Linked DNA regions of Homo sapiens: region 2 is linked to region 1. A link is an interaction called in ENCODE POLR2A ChIA-PET data of the cell type or tissue named here. Cell type or tissue: A673. All regions are shown on one strand. Links, peaks and the distances in the headings refer to the core of each region. The heading gives the core; the rest is flanking DNA.

Region 1 (2,918 bases), core at 220-2,719:
GAGCTCAAAGGATGTGTTTAAGGTGCACAGCTAAAGAATGAGAGCATCTGGAATAGAAAGAATGATAGTTGCACAGTGTGCAGGTTCCCCGGATCTTCCTGCTGTATTTTCCCCCTTTCAGGCATCTCTCTCCATTCATCTATCATAAACCATTTATTTATGATACCCTTGTAGAATACAGTGTGTGTTCTACAGCAGAAGTGCAGTTCTTTGACCTTCCCTCACCTGTATTCATATTGAAAATATAGCTGAGGGTTTTTGTTTATTTGCTTGGGCCTTACTGCTTATAAACAGAACATATCTCTTAAATGTTCATTAAAACATTTTTCCTCTTTTTAACAAGTATAATAGTCAAGATCTCAACAGGAAATAGCACACTTAAATCAGGAGAATTTTAGAAGGATGTGGACAGGGTATTGGGGAACTGCAAGGTTTAGTGTAGAAAATGCCTGAAATTATCAACTGCTGGAGATGTTATTAACCCACACCCCAAAGGGATGAGTGGAAGAAGAGATTTATAGAACCTAGCAGGAGATGCTAGACCCTTTAGCTAGAGCTGACTGCACCTTGAGAGAACTTCAGACCAGGGCACGGCCAGCTGGAGGCCACCTAATAGGGAGGGTGTCCGGAGAATAGATACCCTTGACCACACTCTCTTCTCTCCCCACCCCCCACTGGCTGAATCCAGTGGGAGGCAGAGTGCATAGAAGGCCCTTTACACACTTGTCACTTCTGGGGACAGAGAACAGGTGGGGAAGGTTTTGAACAACAGGGATATCCGAATGTTCTTCGTTTGCGTTATAAATTAACGCTTTAGAGTTTGTGTTGCATAAAATGTAATTTATTTGGGTCAACTGTATAGTTTTTGTGGTTTGATTATTTTTAGTAAGTTCAGTCTTCAGTTATGTTTTAAAGCTGGCTCTATAGTTAATATTAGGTATATAGTGGTGATCTCAACTTTTTTTCTGCTTCTAGATTAGTCATGGATAATGCATACAAACTCACCTATAACATCTTTCATTATATGCAGTTAAAATTCTCAAGGGGAAAGTGAGTGAGGGTGGCTGAAGAATGGGCTGTTTGTCTCGGGGGAGCATATGAAAAGAAGAGTCTCTGTTGTAAAAACCCTCTCAGTTTGATATTTACTTTGGTTCATGTTACTTGTTTTGTTGTTTAGCGAGTTTCTGCTTATGATCCTAATAATAACCTATTTAGAGTAGGGCTTTATTTTCTAGAGTGCCTTGAAGCTATTCGATGCTGAGCTGGCTTCTCCGGCTACCTGCATTCTTTGCATGACTTAATAGTGAGCTTTTGTAAACATGAACTCAATCTTTAGGGGTAAGAATCTCTTGTCACTGTTGGTGGAGGAGACATAGAGAGAAGTTCAGCTGAAATCCACTTTTACTTAACCAGAAATTCCCTTTGTTGGTATTTGTGCAAATTAAGTTGAGAGTTGAATTACAGCTAATTCCTTCCTTCCTTGCTTCCTTCCCTCCCTCCCTCCCTCCCTCCCTCCCTCCCTCCCTCCCTCCCTCCCTCCCTCCCTCCTTCCCTTTCTTGCCCTATCTCCCAGGCTGGAGTGCAGTGGCATGATCTTGGCTCACTGCAGCCTCCTTCTCCTGGGCCCCAGTGATTCTCCTGCCTCAGCCTCCCAAGTAGCAGGGATTAGAGGTGCCCACACCCTGCTAGTTTTTGTATTTTTAGTAGAGACGGGGTTTCACCATGTTGGCCAGGCTGGTCTCAAACTCCTGGCCTCAAGTAATCCGCTTGCCTTGGCCTCCCAAAGTGCTGGGATTACAGATGTGAGCCACCACTCCTGGCTGCTAATTTCTAATTAATTGTTCTGAGTAATTAATTTTTAATTGTGAATTTGCTGAGGTGACATGTTTTGCCTGGTAGGTTTGATGCTAAAGAGATGCATCAAGCAGAAATTGTTAGTTAGTATATGGAGCCTCCCTCTGTCCGTCCGTCGCCCAGGCTGGAGTGCAATGGCGTGATCTTGGCTTACTGCAACCTCTGCCTCCCGGATTCAAGTGATTCTCCTGCCTCAGCCTCTTGAGTAGCTGAGACTACAGGCATGCACCACCATGCCCGGCTAATTTTTGTATTTTTACTAGAGATGGGTTTCCCCATGTTGGCCAGACTGGTCTCAAACTCCTGACGTCAAGTGGTCCGCCTGCCTCTGCCTCCCAAAGTGCTGGGATTATAGGCGTGAACCACTGTGCCTGGCCTCTGTTTGTTTTTATGTCCATGGTTTCTCATATTTCTTTCCAAGTCATAGGCATTTACCTTCTGTCTCTTCAGCATTTTAACACATTTTCTTACCTATGTCTTGTTTTTCTCATATTTCATATTTAACTTTTATGTCATTCACATTTGCATACACAGAGCATCACTCCTAGTCTCTAGGAACACATTGGCTTTGTGTTGTTTTGACTTATGTCTAGTACCATTAATATTTTTACTTTTTCTATTTTTTTTAACCGTTTTTTCCTTGTTGCCTTTCTTTTCTCTCACTCCCCTGACTACTTTCTTGGCCAGAATGTGTGTATGTGAGCACCCAGAGGCAAAGAAGGGCTAGAAGAATGAGCAGAGGGGGTTATGAGGATACGAGCTACCCCTTTTTCCAGTTGTTGATGGAAGAGAGGCCAAAGAAAAGAAGAAAGGTTGGCTCACCAGTGGGTCAGAGGAAGGACTGAGTGGCCCAAAGAAAGGGAGGAGCATGGAGTCTGCAGGAACTGCAGAGCTGAGCCTGAACAGCAAGAAAACAGTGGAGCAACCCAGGAAGGAAGTGATAAGGTTCCCAAGTCTTTTTGGAGGGGTACATGTGGGGAAGAGGGCAGATTCGATTCCAGGGAAGGAAAAGAGCAAAGTGGAGCCTGAGCATGTGGGGATTAACACACCCTCCCAAGCAGAAT
Region 2 (2,918 bases), core at 156-2,655, 270 kb before region 1:
GAGCGTTTACGATAGGCGTTAATGTTGCCCAAAAGAATCACTTAAACACCAAAATGTAGTAGACGAGAATCCAGATGAGACACTTGTCGCAAACATTAAAGATGAATTTTTTTTACAGCCATGAAAGCAATTTAATGATAATTAGGGTCCAGTGAGTCTTTGAGGAGGACTTTTCCATGGGAAGGTGGGGAGTAGGTTTCAGTAAGAGTGAGAACTGTAAAGTGAGATTATTTGTGGGGTCACAGGCTTTTGAAAGGTGTTGATTTGGATGCCATGTTTTTCAGCTTAGGTGATCTCTAGGAGATAATGGAAAAGGGGATTTTCTCCTCTCCTTGCTTGAACGTTAATTCAGTATATATATATCTGCTGTCATTCAGTACCCCAGAACTAAAATTGGGCATGGTATTTCACTAGTGGCTTTGTGGACTCAGTACCCGTGGAATCAATGGATTTGGGGCTGGAAGGAATTTAGAGATAATCTAGCCTGAACCCCTTTTTTAAAACGACGCTTCTGTGAGGTAACTAATTCATGTTTTGGGACGTATTTTATCAAACTCAGATGTAACGCTCTAGTGCCCAGCATTATCTCGGTGAGTTTGAAATTTTGTCATCTTCCAGCGCCTGTTTACCACTAGCATGCAGTGCGTGTGCTGATGGTAAAAGCCTCCTCCACTCTTCAGCCTACTCGTTAATTTCCCAAAAGTCCTATATGCCGCACAGCCATTAAATTTAGAGACAAAAACATGAATTCAGGAACAATGCTTATTTAAAATGTTATTGTAATAACATACAATATTGTAAAGATAGCCTTAAATTGCAGGTCTAAAGAAAATGTCCCACAGTGGAACCTCATATCATTCCATTCATACTATTCCAACAAAGGTACTTGATTTCTGATTTTAACTGCTGAAAGTCTTTTTTTCTTTCCCTTTTCTTTCTTTAAATTTTGTTTTTAATAAGCGTGTTGGAGGGCAAGTAGAGAAAGGGGAGGGATGCATGCAGACCAGAGTAATGAGATTTTTATGTTGACCGCAATGCGTGACCTTTTCTGCAACCAGTGAGTGCTGGGAGGGATGGACAAAGTGAGGTTGGGCATCCTGCCATTAACGTCAGCACATCACTGCTTCTCAGGACGTGTCAAGTGAAGTGGGGGAATAAATCATAGGGGCCGCGTACTACAGGTGACACTGGGCTATTTCTAGATGCGTGGTGTGTGGTGAACTTCTCCAGCAGTTGTTTAGGGTTACCGTAACACATCATTCACATCTCATTAAGTTGTTACGACCCCGCATTTTCTGCTGCGTAGAGTGACCTCCGAGTCCCAGCTGTGGCTTGTTCTGGCCTTGACCTTTTATCTGATGATGTTGCTCCCAGGCTGTCACTCCAGAGGCCGCTGATGTGGGTGGGCTGAGTTAAGCCCTCATTCGCTGCAGTCCGGCCCAGCTGTTCTCGGCCTCCCGCCGCCGCCGCCGCGCACCCGGGGAGGGCGGGCGCACCTCCCCATCGTCAGGGATGAGCCCAAAGCTCGCGCGCCCCTCGCGTGGAGGCGCCGCGACCCGCCTTAGGGGCTCGGAGGTCACGCAACGCCCGGAGCTAGCGCACGGCGATATAGGGTCCGTGGCGCGGGGCTCCTCCCCGCCCCCGCCCTGCAAGATGGCGGCCGCGCGCGCCTCCCACGTGACCGGCGCGCCGGCCCCGCCCCCGGCGCCCTTTTGGCCTCTTCCCGCGGAGGCCAGGCTTTGGGCTAGCGCCGGAGACTTCCAGGCGGACTCGAGAACCACGTGGATGCTGCGCTGGGCCGTACTGGGCCGTGGCGATAACCCTGGTAAAGGGAAATTCGTGTGGCAGCATTTCCCCCGCCCCCCCCCCCCCCGAAAGTAACCTTTTAGACACAAGTATGCAATTTTAATTGGGAGTCATTCTTTTTCTTAACTACTAAGTGAAGCTCTTTGGTGTGCCAAACGACGTATTTTCAGCCTTACTATTGGTTAACGTAAAGTTAGCATCTTTTTAATTCTCTTTTCTATTAAAGTAAGGGTATACTGGCCCAGAATAGTGCACCTGGCTCTCACAGGACTTCCTTGTATCCAGTACTGAATCAGCTTGTCTATTAAAAAATTTAAAAACTAATGACATTTACAGACAGAACATGTCTTTAATGCCAATTTTATATTACATGCTTTGAAGTTGACTGGGCCCAGCAACTGTTAGTGACATGCCATGGTTACAATGTTAATAGTTGAGGTATAACACGTACACAGGTTGCCGGTAGAATATATACTTTTTAGGCTACATTGGAAATACAGGAAAGCTCAACAAGGATGTTTTTACTTTTAAGAGTAACATTTCTAGAGTTTTTCTATTATTTGGATGACTTTATGGTAAATATTACATTGGATTACAACTTAAATGTCAGCAGTTTTTTTAGGAGGCTTGTACATAAATCTCACATTCCTCACACAACTGCGGTGGACTGCCAGTAACTTGTACAAAATTCAGCAAAGAGGCCAGGGAGCAGTAGTGAAGTCACTCACTACTGTGAGTGTCCTAGGAACTCTGTGTGATTGTTACAATCCTGTGTTAGGAAGTTACAGACTGCTTATATAGCATAGCTGAAAACGCTTGGTTTTTAAAATGGGTGTCTTCCTATTATTAGGAAGCCAAACTATAAATTGTGTGTTAGCAACAAAAAAATGCCTATGTATTTTAAAAGGTACTAGTTTTGTTGCTGTTTCATTGAAAAGACAGGAAGCAAGACATGCAAGCAATGTTTGCATACTTAAAGACATTCGTTAACTGTTCGGGAAAATGGGTATTCTCATTTTGGAGGTTTAGTCCCCAACTAGCGACACAAAGGTATAAGAAGCATAAAATATGTAGACGATCATAGTAGTGGTTATTGATTAATATGGTATGAC

Evidence for each region. ChIA-PET counts read pairs that join two places held together with the same protein. Peaks named below come from ENCODE experiments on the same cell type or tissue, not always from the same donor. Only the 100,000 strongest peaks of a DNase experiment are listed, where the experiment ranks them.
Region 2: POLR2A ChIA-PET joins it to region 1 with 14 read pairs; 2 of 35 experiments call an interaction of 5 or more read pairs at or near these places.

The regions. Positions count from the first base shown.
Region 1 is chr18:62,799,521-62,802,438 of GRCh38, forward strand. All of the region lies in intron 1 of PHLPP1 (PH domain and leucine rich repeat protein phosphatase 1), which reads left to right. Among named protein-coding and RNA genes, the nearest start is that of PHLPP1, 85 kb to the left of the region's middle. In A673, for the core only: no CTCF peak of the experiment used is centred there; no DNase peak of the experiment used is centred there; H3K27ac peaks cover 435 bases.
Region 2 is chr18:62,525,157-62,528,074 of GRCh38, forward strand. All of the region lies in intron 1 of ZCCHC2 (zinc finger CCHC-type containing 2), which reads left to right. Among named protein-coding and RNA genes, the nearest start is that of ZCCHC2, 3.6 kb to the left of the region's middle. RefSeq lists a silencer at 1,366-1,785. In A673, for the core only: no CTCF peak of the experiment used is centred there; a DNase peak (open chromatin) is centred at 1,675; H3K4me3 peaks cover 2,132 bases; H3K27ac peaks cover 1,416 bases.